Linked DNA regions of Homo sapiens: region 1 is linked to region 2. The links are chromatin loops, found by intact Hi-C in ENCODE. Cell type or tissue: B cell. All regions are shown on one strand. Links, peaks and the distances in the headings refer to the core of each region. The heading gives the core; the rest is flanking DNA.

Region 1 (7,908 bases), core at 1,281-5,280, 480 kb before region 2:
TCCAGGAATTTTATACCTGTGTGAATTTGGAGAAACTCTCTCAGACACCCATTTGGAAATGCATTAGTGTTTTTCTCAGTGAGTCCTCCATGCTTGCTGTTCCAATGGCCCTCCAGGTTTGGGCCCAGCACCTGCCAGGAGAAGCATTCCCTCTATAGCTTCCACCTGACCACAGCCAGCCCAAGCCCTGCTCAGAACCCCAGGCCTGCCAGCGAGCCTGTGACTGGAATTATCTATTAGGGATCAAGCATTAACTTGACACAGGAGCAGCCCTGGCTCAGCTGGAGGCATCCGCATGCTGTGGTGCCCCAGGAACAGAGGCACCCCTGAAATGCAAGCTGTGTGTTTGCTGCAGAGACACCATGGCCCATAACTCCCCAAGCATAAGTGAGCAGCTCTGCTGTCCAGGCAATGAAGTCAAGAAAGGGAACCAACCCAGCTAATGGCTGGGATTAAAGCTAAATGAATTCAGCTCAAATGAAAGGGATACTGACCCTTCTCCCTCTGGCCTCATTAACTTAATTAACAGTGCTTGGCAGGAGTATTGAAGCCTGCATTGATTGTTCTGTTTCTGTTTTTCCCCCTCAAAGCCCTAGATACAAGTTAAATCAGCCTTAATAATAAAAACCCAATACTCAACAGCCCTCAGATTTTCTTACCAGCCCTTCTTCCTCTAAGAGAATCACTTGGTTTCTGAGTTGGAGGGGATCCATTAGACCAACACTTCTCAGAGCATGGCCTGAGACCACTAGCTTCAGAGTAACTGGGATATGGCTATAAAATGCACTTTCCAGGCCTCAGAGGCCTGTGGAACTGGAATATTGAGAAGTCCAGTTTGGGTATTTGTAGTGGGTTTTGGGGGTTTAATTTAATTTTTTTAATTGTGGTAAAATAGACATATAATTTTCATTTTATAAAAAATGTCCATTTTAATAATTTTTAGGCAGACAGTTCAGTGACATTAAGTACATTCACTACTGTTTGTCTCCAGAATGTTTTCATCATCCCAGACTGAAACTCTGCCCATTAAACGCTAACTCCCCATCCTCCCCTCCCAGCCCCTGGTAACTTCTGCTCTGCTTCCTATCTCTGAATTTATCTATTCTAGATATCTTGTAAGTGGATTCATGCAATATTTGTTCTTTTGTGACTGGCTTATTTTACTCAGCATAATGTCTTCAAAGTTCATCCGTCTTGTACCGTGTGTCAGAATTCCATTCCTTTTTAAGGCCGAAAAATATCCCATTATATAGACAACAAATTTTGTTCATTTATTCATTCATTGGTGGATATTTGGGTTGTTTCCACCCTTTGACTATTGTGAGTGATACTGCTATGAATATTGGTGTGCAAATATCTGTTGAGCTTCTGCTTCCAGTTCTTTTGGGTGTACACCCAGAAGTGGAATTGCTGGGTCATGCGACAGTTAGTTCTGTGTTTCATTTTTTGAGTCAGTACTGTTTTTAAGCAGCCCACATGGTTCTAAGCTGCAGTCAGGGTTGCAGCCAGAAGACCAGGTGATCAGACTCTCTGCTGGTGGAGTCACCTGAAGACTCTGAACAACCCTGGATGCCCAAGCCACACTCCACACCAACTAAATTTGTAATTTTTTAAAGTCTCCTGGTGATTCCGGTGTGTAGCCAAGTTTGAGAACCATTGGTTTCCATCAGTGATTCTCAAATTTGAGTGTGTATAAAATTCACACAATGGCTAAGGATACAGATTCCTGAGAGAGCACACCACCACCCCCCCACCAACACCACAACCCCCACCGCCACCACCATCACCACCAACCACCGCCAATCCCAAAGAGGCTCATTTAATGCATCTGTGGTCAGTCTGGGCTTCCTGGGTCTGAAGACTTCCCAGGTGATTCTAGTGTGTAGCCAAGGCTGAGAGCTACTAATCTTGTTAAGTCTTTCAATGAAACATGAGAACACTGAGAGTGTGAAAGGTGACACACTCTGCCCAAGTCCCTGAGCTCGTTAGGTTCTGAGTCTGCACTCATTCCCAGGGCTGATTTTCAAGACAGTCCCACGGGTTCTCCATACTCAGCCTTGCAGGTGCAGGGGGTAGAATCTTATATAGAACCTGCATCTTTTCTACTCTTAATTTGAACTGTAATCCTTGAATTAGAGTGTAGTCAGTGCTGCTATAATGCTTGTTTTGGAATGTAAATTTGTTTCTAACGTGATTGATGTATTAGGGAACAATATTAATGTGTTAGGGAAGACTATTGATATGCTGGAGAATAATATTAACATATTCAAGAATGTGAATTTCACATTTGCTTATGTGCAATTTCTTGCATGTAAAGGCAGAAAACTGCACCCAGCTGTGCCAAAACACAAAAGAATACACAAAATACACCTCCAATATTAGTCAGCTACCTCATTCTCCATGTGTGATTTGAGCCACATGCACCCACATCTGTTGCTGTAACTTCCCCTCTGATATCAAACAACCCTTCTTCCCCCATTCACAATAACTCACTGGCGGAGTGCGGTGGCTCAGGCCTGTAATCCTAGCAATTCTGAAGGCTGAGGCAGGTGGATCACCTGAGGTCAGAAGATCGAGACCAGCCTGTGCAACATGGTGAAAGGCTATCTCTACTAAAAATACAAAAATTAGCCAGGCATGGTGGTGCACACCTGTAATCCCAGCTACTCAGGAGGCTGAGGCAGGAGAATCACATGAGCCTGGGAAGTGGAGGCTGCAGTGAGCTGGATTGCATTCCAGCCTGGGTGACAGATTGAGACTTCATCTCAAAAAATAAAAATAAAATAACTCACAAGCTGCAATCTTTCGGATGTCCACTTCCACAAGCAAACTGCAGGTCATTTTCAAAGTCAAGTGCTGTATTATGTATTTTTAAGAATTTAACTTGGCTAAAACTGTGCTACCTTAAGGGGGCTCCAATCCTTTTTTTTTCTTTTTCTTTTTTTTTTTTGTTTTAGACGGAGTCTTGCTCTTGTCGCCCAGGCTGGAGTGCAGTGGCATGATTTTGGCTCACTACAACCTTTGCCTCCTGGGCTCAAGGGTTTCTCCTGCTTCAGCCTCCCAAGTAGCTGGAATTACAGGCACCCACCACCACACACAGCTAATTTTTGAATTTTTAATAGAGATAGGTTTCACCGTGTTGTCCAGACTGGTCTCGAACTCCTGACCTCAGGTGATCCACCTGCCTCAGCCTCCCAAAGTGCTGGGATTACAGGCGTGAGCCACAGCGCCTGGCCCAATCCTTTCTTTATAGGCCACTGTTAAGTTTTCAAGTGTGAAACACCCTAGCTCTATTTTTCCCATGAGCCTTGTGGTTTTTATTGTGTGATTTTGCATAGTGTAATGACTTGTAAAAAGGAATGTATGTCACCTGATAGAAGAACTAACTGTAGATGTAATTATACACATTGCTTTTTAGCATCCTTTTAACAATGAGTGAGCAGCTCACTGCCCCCTTGAGAATTTTAGTTCCTGTCCCTCTCTTTCCTCCCTCTATAACCACTAGATGGCGCACTCCTCCGCTGGGGTCGGGCGCCTTTGCAGCGGCAACCTCAACAGCGTGGACGCCGTTCTTGAACTCTCGTCTCACTGAGGTTTGATTGGGTCTGGAACAACTTCACAGCCTGGTTCTCCTCTTTAGATTGGATTTCCCCAATCCCAGTGCTCATTCAAGATTTACTTCCGCCCACTTTAGCTCTGGCTTCTTTTTGGATGGTACTTCTTCCCAGGCTATCTGCAGGAACTGCCTCGCTGCACACACCTCTGCTCACCTGCTCACCTGGTTCCTCTGCTCACCTGTCCTGCCATTTAACCCACAGAGATCTACTTCAGAGACAAAAATCTCGTTATTTCATGCCTTTCTGTACTTCATAAAGAAATCTGTCTGCGTGGTATCTTTGTAATACGACATAAGCCCAGACAATGTTCTTTCACATCCATTTGTTCAGCTGGCCTTATCCACCTTACTTACTTACTTTCATTTTAGCTTCCCTATTAGGTACTTGAAAATTCAGTATCCTGGAACATATTTCGTTTGGGGCTGTCTTTCACTTATCTTTACCACAAATTCAAGGTCACCCAGTTTGGTGGCATGTTTGGGAACCGGCATTGAGTCATCCATAAAAACAAAGAATTTAAACTAAAAAATGTAACTGTTCTTCAGAGCTGGCATTCTCACTCCCATGTCTGCAGGGATTTCTCTGGTTTCATGAGATGAGAATTTCCTTCTCGTGTTTGGATAAAATAGCAGCTGCAAAACTGTCAGCAACTTGGGGTCCAAGTTTGTTCTTTCCTGCAAATACTGGTAGTTCAATATTGGAACATATTTATATCTTAGAGTCACTTAAAATCCTCATTTCTGAAATCAAATTTTCTATTCTCTTTTCTTCTAGAATAGAGATCAGCAAACTACGGTCTGTGTTTGGACTGCAAAACCTAAAATATTTACCCTCTGGCCCTTTAGAGAAAATGTTTTCTATCTCCTGTTCTAGAGCCTAAAGTGTGATTGTTTAACAGAAACTAAGGGTCCTCAATGTGACATGGAGATGGACAGGCCTCAGGAAGTCAGCAAATCCTCTGAAACTGGGTTCAAAATTTGGTTTGTGATGCAAATGTGCATTTTTATAGGAAAAAGGATCAAAGCTATCATCAGAGTCTCAAATGGGTCCAAGACTTCAAAAGGTTTAAAAACATGTTGTCTACTTATGGGCAGTGTGACTGAGCATGAGAGCCCACCATAACATCCTAGGTGTGAGCAATGAAGCCAACATGCTTACATGCCTTGTTAGGGCACTTCAGAATCTACTTCATACTATAAGATGTGGAAAAGGTTATGTGGAACCCAATACAAATATGGTCTTTCCATTACCATTTATTTTCCTCCTTGGGTGTCAAGGCCTGTTCTCCCCCACTATTCTTGTCTCATCTGAAGTACATCTTCAGACTCTTCACCCCAGGTACCACTGAGTAAGGGCTCATGCTTCCTACCACACACCCTTATCTCTGCCTCCCAGGATTATATCAGCTTCTAGAATCACAGCCTTCCAATTGCACGCCAGGAACCCTGGAGCTGGATTTAGGGCCCATTGCAATAACTGCCTCTCATCTCATCCATTGTGACATCTGTCCCTCTCTTCATAGATTCTATTCTGCCCTTTTTAGGTTGGTTTATCATCATGATGCATATTTGATATTATTGAACACTGTGGGGTGTCAATGCTAAATGTGTAATTGAGGATGGCAGGGACAGAGCAGAGCACCTCCCATGGCACCTGAGAAAGCCTGTCCCAAACCTTGGAGGTAGGAGGGATGGTGCTTGCCTTTAGGAGTTTCTTCTGAACTGTAACACCCTCATCTGCCCTGATTGGTTTCTATTTTCTTTCAATAATTCTTCATTTTATCTATTGAGATCACTTTGAACTTTTATCCCATTTTCCAAAATGCAGCCTCCTGCCTGTGTGTGTCATCTATAAATACAAGGTCATTACCTCTGAGGCCCATTTGAAGCCACAAGAAATTCACTGAGACAGAAAGTGGCTACTTTGTTTGCATTACTCAATCTCATCACCTACAAAAGAAACAAACACTGGCCAGGCACATGCCTGTAATCCCAGCAGTTTGGGAGGCCGAGGTGGGCTGATTGCTTGAGCCCAGGAGTTCGAGACCATTCTGGGCAATATGGCAAAACCCTGTCTCTACAAAAAAAGTACAAAAATTAGCTAGCATGGTGGTATGCACCTGTGGTCCCAGCTATTCAGGAGGCTGAGGTAGGAGGATCACTTGAGCCCAGGAAATTAAGGCTGCAGTGAGCTGTAATCGCACCACTGCACTCCAGCCTGGACAGCAGAGTGAGACCCTGTCTCAAAACAAAACAATCACAAACTATGTAGATGGAAAGAATACATAGGATTCGCAGAATTCCTGGCTTTAGTCATCAGAGTGCCTGTAAGGAATGTGGAAAAAGACCTGGAAGCTTTACCTCTCGGCACTGCAGCACTGTCAGACCCAGGCCTCTGTTTTATAACAAATATTTGAAATGACCTCTTTATTATTTTGAAATGACATTCATAGCTGTAACATAATCCACCTACATACATAATTTTATAGAAATCAATATACTGTCCTAACTTGGATATAAAAAAGAAATAAAAGGGGAAGTAATTTATAATGAGTTGGTACATGTCTCAATGTGTGAATGCTTATGTGCAACTAGAAGATGAAATGAGTTAAACACTCACACCTACTTATAAAGAAGATGCTTGGATTTAGGAGAAGTAAAATAATATTCAACTGACCCTTCTTAAACATTTTTTTTCCAAGGCAGGGTCTTGCTCTGTCGCCCAGGCTGGAGTGCAGTGGCACAAACACAGCTCACTGCAGCCTCAAACTCCCAGGCTTAAGCTATCCTCTCACCTCAGCCTCCCGAGTAGCTGGGACTACAGGTATGCACCACCATGCCCAGCCAATTTTTGCATTTTTTGGTAGATATGGGTTTTTGCCATATTGCCCAGGCTGGTCTTAAACTTCTGGGATCAAGTGATCTACCTGCCTTGGCCTCCCCAAGTGCTGGGATTACTGGAGTGAACCTCCACACCCTGCCTCTTCTCAAACTTTTTTATTACACTTGACATTTTGAAATGAGGACTAAGTAAATTTGCTCACACATAAATGCTACCACCATATGATGCAGATGGGCACTGTTTGTGACATTGTTTGATTCTCCACAGAGGCACTGGCCATCATGAAGTGATTTTCTGAAATGGTGAATAACACTGTCAATAAAAAAAAGTCAAACTCTGCAAAATATTTCGAGAGTTTATTCCAAGCCAAATGTGAGGACCATGACCTGTGACACAGCCCCAGGAGGTCCTGAGAACATGTGCCTAAGGTGTTCAGGCTACAGCTTGGTTTTGTATATTGTAGGGAGACACGAGACATCAGTCAGTCTATGTGGGGTATGCATTGGTTTGTCCGAAAGGTAGGACAACTCAAAGCCTGGGGCTTCCAGGTCATAGGTGGATTGAAAGACTTTCTGACTGGCAATTTGCTGAAAGAATCAAGTTTTTATCTAAAGGCCTGGAATCAAGGGGTTGTGAAGAAAGGTTCTTATGCAGATGAAGCCTCCAGGTAGCAGGCTTTAGAAAGAATAGATGGTAAATGTCTCTTTCATGAGAACTAAAAATGTGCCAGACTCTTAATTAAATCCCTCCTGGATCAGGAAAAGACCTGGAAAGGGAAGGGGATTCTCTACAGAATATAGATTTTCCCACAAGAGACAACTGTGCAGCGCCCTCTCAAAATATGTCAAAGAAATGTTCTATTTTGGGGTAAAATATTTAAATTTCTTTCAGGTCCTGCTATCTGTTGTGTTGATATCTTTTTATTTTATTTTATTTTATTTTATTTTATTTTATTTTATTTATTTTATTTTATTTTATTTTATTTTATTTTTGAGACAGTCTCACTCTGTTGCCAAGGCTGGAGTGCAGTGGCATGATCTCGGCTTACTGCAACCTCTGCCTCCTGGGTTCAAGTGATTCTCATGCTTCAACCTCCCAAGTACAGATGCCACCACCCCGCCCGGCTAATTTTTTGTATTTTTAGTAGAGACGGGGTTCCACCATATCAGCCAACCTGGTCTTGAACTCCTGACCTCAGATGATCTGCCCACCTTGGCCTCCCAAAGTGCTGGGATTACAGGCATGAGCCACTGTGCCAGGCCTGTTGTGTTGGTATCTTATTGCTACAAAGAGTCTGTTCTATCAGTCTGAAGATCTCTGTTTTAATGTTAACACTGGTCAGTTGTGCCTGAATTCCAAAGGGAGGAGGGTATAATGAGGCGTGTCTGACCCCCTCACCTTTCCCATCATGGCCTGAACTAGTTTTTCAGGTTTTTTTTTGGAATGTGCT
Region 2 (7,908 bases), core at 1,545-5,544:
TTAAATAACTATGCAGCTGAATGCTATATAGTATAATCATAAGGATGTACAAGTATGAGTATACACACTTATACAAACATGTTTAAGTCTGAAAGGCAAATTCTGCACAGAAGATAAAAAAATTAACGGTGTGTCTTTACACATGATATAATTTGCATTTCGAAATAAAAAGATATTTTCTGAGTAAAATAGTACATGATGAAATCAGAAAATCTGGAAAATACACATTTTTTAAAAACTGAAAACTTACCTCATCTCCTAGATATAAGAATTTTTATCATTTTATTGTATTTCCTTGCAGCATTTATTTTCTGTGTGTATGTTTATGTAATATACAGTTTATCTATACCTTAAAGTCTTGGTTTCTACTTTTTTTCTACTTCATGTTAAATTGTGAGTATTTGTTGTGCTCCTATGTCTTTGAATTATATAAAGCAGCCTAATATCCCATTATATGAACATACAATAATTTAACAATTTTCCCACTGTGAATCACAGTAGGTTGTGTCAAAGTTTTCACTCTAATAAATACTGTTCTACTGAATGCTCTCATGTAAGATATTTAAAACTTTTTTTTGAGACAGAGTCTCACTTTGTCGCCTAGGCTGGAGTGCAGTGGCATGATCTGCTTCCCCAGTTCAAGCGATTCTCCTGCCTCAGCCTCCCAAGTAGCTGGGATTACAGGCTCCTGCCACCACCCCCGGCTAAGTTTTGTATTTTTAGTAGAGATGGGGTTTTGTCTTGTTGGTCAGGCTGGTCTCAAACTCCTGGCCTTATGTGATCCACCCGCCTCCGCCTCCCAAAGTGCTGGTATTACAGGTGTGAGCCACCACGCCCGGCCATGTAAGATATTTAATGCATGATTGGTTATTTCTTTCTTTCTTTTTTTTTTTTTTTGAGATGGAGTCTCACTCTGTCACCCAGGCTGGAGTGCAGTGGCACATCTCAGCTCACTGCAGCCTCCGCCTCCCAGGTTCAAGCGATTCTCTGCCTCAGCATCCCGAGTAGCTGGGATTACAGGCATGTGCCACAACACCTGGCTAATTTTCGTATTTTTAGAAGAGATGGGGTTTCATCATGTTGGCTAAGCTGGTCTCGAACTCCTGGCCTCAAGTGATCCGCCTGCCTCGGACTCTCAAAGTGCTGGGATTACAGGTGTGAGCCACTGTGCCGGCTGACTGGTTATTTCTTTAGGATCGATTACTAGACATGACATTAATACAATATAAAAGGATATAACCATTTTTAAGGCTTATCATACACATCATGAAACTATTTTTCAGGATGGCTCTAAGAATTCCTAGTTCTACTAACAGTGTACATATGACCTATCTAATTCTTTCTTTTCATCCTTTGTGAGTTGAAATACAGACCCACCTAATTCTTAAAATTTAGACTTTGATATGAGACATATAAACTGAAGTTTTCCCACTGAGATTATACATGTTGTCTTATTCACTTAAGAATTTACCAACACAAAAATTATACTAAATTATTTTACAAGGTTAGCTTGAATTAAAAGCATTAATTTCTGTTCATATTAGAAACTGAAAAAGAAACAAAAGGACTGTGATTATAAAACCATACTTGAATTTATGAGTTAAAGTATGCATTAATTTACTCACAACAAGGACAGTTCTCCATAAGAAAATGGCAAACGAAGCAATTCCCAAGAAGGCAGTGATAAATACAGGTTTCCATGGCAGTCCATAAAAATCAGGCCCAGGCTGAACATCATCAGGCAATGTAGCAACTAGCTGAATGTTAGAAATAATGTTAGAAATAATGAGAAACCTTAAAGAAGCTTACCATAAAGCAGTCACAAAGACTCATTCACAGAAATTCTAAACCAACTCTATCAGATACCTATCCCCTCAAAAATCTTCAGTAGCTCTCACTGCTTTAAGAAAAACAGGATACTGGGAGTCTCATACTTATTGTTTGGCCTGTGGTGTTTTGAAGTACTATGACTCTAAATGTCTTTAGGTTGGGCATATATTTCTAGTTTCAATAGGCCCTGATACAATATGTTATCTAAAACATGGCTGGAATCTCTCTGCATCATACTTTTGTCTTGAATAAATTGGTTTTTATTGCTTAAAAAACCACATAAGACAAAAAACCTTTTATATACAAGTAACTAACTTTTTATGGCTGCAAATAAAACCAATATGATGATAATGAATATCACAAATAACGTTTTATTCCTCTAAGATTTAAAATCTTAAATCGACTTACATAAACAAAGAACAAATGCTGACTAAGTTCGGATAGCTCCTGATAACTGATCTAGATAAACCGCTTTGAATTTAGTGCCTTAATTCTAAATGTTTCCTTGAAAACAGTGCATTAAACACCTGTCTGCTCTATGCTGTTTCCACAGCCCTTTACAAGTACACTATCACACTGGTCCCATCCCACAACAGAGCCGGGGGTTATGCAGAAAAGACCTGTAGGTTCTCTGTGTTTTGATCATGACTTCACACCAGAACATAAAGTGCTGTCACTTCGTAAGTACTCAATAAAAAAAAAAAAAAGAGTGACGAAACCTTCTCAAACACACTCCCACCTGCCTCCCTAAACAGCATAGAAACGTCTTGCTTTCCTCGGATCTGACACACTCCATTTCTCCTTTGCACAGACAATCAGTGCACCCACTCTGCTTAGAACTCATCCACCCGCCTGTGACAGCTTGGGTCCCTCCCCGGGAATCGGGACTGTCACCTCCAGCAGCTTGGCTATGAAGGCTGCGTAGAGCACAGACAAGGGTCCCACAAGTTCCGGGTCCCCCGGGGTAGCGGCGATAGAAGGCACAGTGGCAGGTACTGAGTCCATTGTGTAGAACAGCTGAACGCAAGCGACAATTCCCTGCGGAATGGCACTGGGCCCCCTGTTTTTCAGAGCTTCCTCCTCCGGAAAGGCCCCAATTCAGGGGGCGGACTCTGGGATTGAACTTCGCCTTCCACAGCTGCCTGCACTTTCGCTTTATGCCGCCTATAAAACACGTCATCAGCCACTGCCCCTGGCGCACCTCAAGGCACCAAAGGAGCCGGCCGGCGAGGGCGGGGCCAGAGCGGACGGAACCAACTATCGAGGGGACGGGAGAGAAGAGCGAATAGGGCTAGAGCGGAAGAATCCCAGTAAAAAGAGGCGGAAGTGACTGGCGCTTTCGCCAGGAACCGGCGACTTAAAGAGCCCCAGAGTAATGAGGCCAGGGATTTACCTGGAGGAGGATTGTGGGCGGCAGCTGGGGAAAAGGAGAAAAGCAGGTCTCTCGTGCCGGCCCGGAGCTGGCCCTTCCTGTCACAGCGTGGAAGGACCACCGCTCAGATGGGGCGCCACTGCAGTGCGCGGCCTTTCTTCCTTGCCCACTCAGTCCTCTGCTTACTGTTCCGCCTCCAGACCTCCATTGCGCTCGCTGTCTCACATTCTTGCCGACACTCTATTAAAAAGTCTTACCCAGGAGTCATGTCATCGTGTCACCCCCATGCACATGGGTTGAGTTATGGGTCCCACTTTTTTTTTTAGATGGTGGCTGCGGGGAAGGGGAGGGAGTCTCCCTATGTTGCCCAGGCTGGACTCGAACTCCGGGGCTCAAGCCATCTAAGAAGCTGGGACTACAAGTGTCCGGCCACATCTTAAGGTTATATGACTTGTGGAAAAGGACAAGGATAATGAATAGTATGGAAATCACGTTCCAAAAGTTGAAGAAACCGGGGACATTTAATCTGTGGGGAAAAAATGGTATCTGTAGATAAAAAATACCATTTTTAGACCTTTAAAGGTCTCTCTTCGAGTTGAATATAAAGTCAACTCAGAGGAACAATCAAGCAAGAACAAGCAGGAAAACCCTGAGAAAGAAGAGCAGTGAAGGGTGTGGTACAAGAGGAGGGCAGGATCTGTAATAACAGTATGGTACTGGCCCAAGGATGCAGACCGACCACGGGGCAGAATAAAAAATCCAGAAATAGACCCAACTGCACTGGAAATTTGCGATACAGCAAGGCAGCTGGTTAACAGACTTTTTAATAAGTGGTATTACATATCTAGATAACAATATGGAAAATGATAAAACTGGATCTTTTTCTCATTGTTCATAAATTCCAAGTTAATCAGAAACCTGAATGTAAAAAATGAAAACAAACAAGTTGAAAAAATTGAGTGACTGTCTCTATGTATTATGTGAGTGGGCAAGACCTTCCTAATTATGTATCAAAATCCAAAAGCAACAAAGGAAAATATTCGTAAATTTGATTACTGGAAAACCAAAAAAACTTGCCCAACCCCATCCAAAAAAATTGCAAAATAATCAAACTTTGGCAATGGTAACCTAAGAAAAAATATTTGTAACATATTATGAAGGATTAATATTCCTAAAATATAAAGTGCTTTACAAATAAGAAGATAGCCGCTAGCAAACCTATAGAAAAATGGGCTGAGGTAATGAACAGATCCCAGGAAAAGAAATGCAAATAATTTAAAAACATATGGAAACATGCTCTGCCTCACTCATGATACAAGAAATACAAAATGAACCTACAATGAAATATGATTTCTCACTTATCTTGGCAAGATCCAAACATTTGACAACACACTCTGTAGGTGAGAGAATGTGGAGGAAGCAGGCACTCTCATGCTATGCTGATCTTTATATAAAATCATACAACCCCTATGATTTGGCAACGTCTCCTGAAATAACTTGTGTATTTACCTACTGACTCAACAATCCTACTTCTAAAGATCTATCTCAAAGATACTGGGGATATAACAACAAATGCTGAAAAAATATATGCACAAAACTATATTATTCCAGCATTACTTATAACAAAAGACTAGAAACAACCAAAATGGCCATGAATGAAAGACATATTAAATACAACAAAGTATACTGTGAAGCTATAAAAGAAAATAATTTTATATACTGCTAGGGTATGCTGTCAGAATACATTTTTTTTAAAAGGTAGAGAAAAGTAGAGACTACTACTTTTATCTAAGAAAGTTAGGATTTTTTTTCTTTACAGCTTTGAGGGAAATATGACATTCAATAAGTTATATGTATTTAAAGTGCACAGTTTGATCAGTTTTGCATATGAATACGCCTGTGAAACCATCATCACAACCAACATAGTGAACCTCCCAAAGTCTCCTTATTCCCTTGGTAATCTGCCCCTTTTCATCCCTCCCTGCCCCTGAAGCAGAATGTCTGTCATAATACATTAGTTTGCATTTCCTAAAGTTTTATATGTATGTAATAATGCACGATTATATTTTCTCTGGCTTCTCTCATTCAGCATAATTTGAAATTCACCCACATTGCTGCACATATCTATAATGGTTCTTTTTTTAATTGCTGAGTAGCATTTCATTGTATGGGTATGCCATAATCTGTTTATCTGTCATCTATAGATAGATATTTGATTTTTTCCAGTTTTAGGCTTTTATAAATAAAACTTCCAAGACTATCACAGAGATGAATCTGCCGCAGCTAGAAATGCTCAAGAACCAGCTGGACCAGGAAATGGAGTTCTTGTCCACCTCCATTGCCCAGCTCAAAGTGGTACAGACCAAGTATGTAGAAGCCAAGGACTGTCTGAACATGCTGAGCGAGAACAATGAGGGAAGAGAATTACTCCTCCCACTGACGAGTTTAATATATGTCCCTGAGAAGCTGCATGATGTGGAACATGTGCTCATTGATGTAGGAACTGGGTACTATGTAGATAAGATAGCCGAGGATGCCAAGGACTTCTTGAAGAGGAAGACAGACTTCCTAACCAAGCAGATAGAGAAAATCCACCAGCTCTCCAGGAGCACACCATGCTGTCATGGAAATGATGAGCCAGACGATTCAGCAGCCCAGAGCCCTGGGGGCAGCTCAGGCTACTGCTAAGACCTGAAGAATCTGTTGCAGAAATGGGGCAGAGGGATACCCCTTGGGCATGGCTTCCTGGTGCCAGGGAAGGGAAGGGTCTTATATTTAATGCCAGTAAATGTGCCAGCTGGGCAGAAAAAATAAACTGTCAAAAACATTGACCTACAAGTCTTTCTATGCATGTATAATTTATTTTCACTTGGGTAAATGTGTCTCAGGTAAATGTTTAGGAGAAGAATGGCTGGATCATATGACCAGTGTAGGTTTACCTTCTTAAGAAACTGACAAGCTGTTTTTCAAGATAGCTGTACCACTTCACATCCCCATCAGCAGTGTATGATACTTCCATTTCCTCCACATCTTCTCCAACACATGGTAAAATCAGTTTTTGAAATTTTAGCCATTATAGTAAGTGTGTAGTGGTAACTCATTCTGCTTTAAATTGGCATTTCCCTGATAATTATGGTGAACATTTTTAAATGTGCTTACTTGCAATTGGTATATCTTCCTTGGTAAAGTGTAATTTTACTGCATTACATTTTTTTAGATGAATTTTGAGAGTTCTTTATGTATTCTGAATACAAATATTTTATCAGATAGATGCTTTGCAGTGACTCTTTCCCAGTCTGTAGTTTGTATAACAGTGTGTTTTGAAGAGATGTTTTTATTTTGATTAAATCCAAATAATCAAATTTCTCCTTTATGAATCATACTTTTGATGTCAACTGTAAGAAATCTTTGCCAATCCAAGTTCAACAAAATTTTTCTCTTAATTTTTCCTAGAAGTTTTATGGTTTTAGGGTTTACATTTAAGTCTATTATCTGCTTTGAGTTAATTTATGTACATCATGTGAGGTATGGATCAATTTTTTGCATATAAATATCTAATAGTTTTGGTACCATTTGTTGAAAAGACTTTCCTTTGTACATTTAATTGTCTTTCCACCTTTGTCAGAAGTCCACTGTCATACATGTATATTTCCAGATTTTCTATTTTGTTCCAATGGTCTATTCATCTGCTGTCTTACTTACTAGAGCTTTATAGTAAGTCTTGAAATTACATGATGCTTGGGCTATTCTAGGTCCTCTGCATTTTCCATATGAATTGTAGAATCAGCTTGTCATTTAAAAAAAAATCCTTCTGAGATTTTAATTGGGGCTATGTTAATGCAAGTGATCAAATTGGGGAGCTTAACAATATAGTCTTCTGACTCATAAACAAGGTCTATCTCTCCATCTATTTAGGTCTTCTTTAATTTCTATCAGCAATATTTTATAGTTTTTAATGCATATGTCTTACACACTTTTTGCCACATTTATCCATAAGTACTCCATATTTTTGATACTATTGTACATGGAATTTAACTTCAATTTCCAATTGTTCATTGCTACGATATATAAATACAATTGCTTTTAGATGTAAATCTTTATCTAGCAACCTTACTAAACTAGATTTTTTTCTACATCCCACCAGATTTTATGCATGTTGTCTGCAAAAAAAGACAATTTTACTTATTTCCCAATCTGGATGCATTTTATTTCTTTTTCTTGCCTTAGTGCACTGGCTATTGCCTTATAACACTGAACAGATGTAATGAGAGTAGACATTCTTGTTTCACTTCTGGATCTTGGGGGAAAAACATTCAATCATTCACTATTAAGTATGATGTTTAAGTCTTTCATAAAAGTGATTTAAGTTCCCTTCCATTCCTAGTTTGTTGATATATTGTTTTTTAAATTACATAGTAATCAATTTTAGATTTTTTTCAAAGTGGTTTTCTGTGTTTGTTGAACTGAACATATGGATTGTCTTTTTAAAGTTTGTCATTATGGTTAATTACACTGATTTTCAAATGTTAAACAAACTTTGTATTCTTGATGTTAACCCTATTTGGTCATAGAGTATTTTCCTTTTTATATATTGCTGGATTTGATTTGCTAAAATTTTTGTTTAGAATTTTTGTACCAATGTTTATGAGAGATACTGGTCTGTGGTTTTCTTTCTTACTTGTCTTTGTCTTTGCCTTGTTTTGATA

What was found. Hi-C counts contacts between places; a loop is a spot of excess contacts. Peaks named below come from ENCODE experiments on the same cell type or tissue, not always from the same donor. Only the 100,000 strongest peaks of a DNase experiment are listed, where the experiment ranks them.
Region 1: a loop joins it to region 2, with 3 times the contacts of the local background. A loop is called at or near these places in 2 of 110 quality-filtered maps.

Annotation. Positions count from the first base shown.
Region 1 is chr1:223,119,490-223,127,397 of GRCh38, reverse strand. All of the region lies in intron 5 of TLR5 (toll like receptor 5), which reads left to right. Among named protein-coding and RNA genes, the nearest start is that of TLR5, 20 kb to the left of the region's middle. In B cell, for the core only: CTCF peaks have their summits at 3,302 and 3,501 (motif pointing right); a DNase peak (open chromatin) is centred at 3,517.
Region 2 is chr1:222,639,403-222,647,310 of GRCh38, reverse strand. It overlaps MIA3 (MIA SH3 domain ER export factor 3), which reads right to left. Exons shown (of 28, transcript NM_198551.4): 7 at 1,626-1,757. It also overlaps the pseudogene LOC107985098. Among named protein-coding and RNA genes, the nearest start is that of MIA3, 25 kb to the right of the region's middle. RefSeq lists enhancers at 2,575-2,654, 2,255-3,130, 2,725-3,334, 3,405-3,524, 3,131-4,008. In B cell, for the core only: no CTCF peak of the experiment used is centred there; a DNase peak (open chromatin) is centred at 3,070; H3K4me3 peaks cover 2,130 bases; H3K27ac peaks cover 2,541 bases.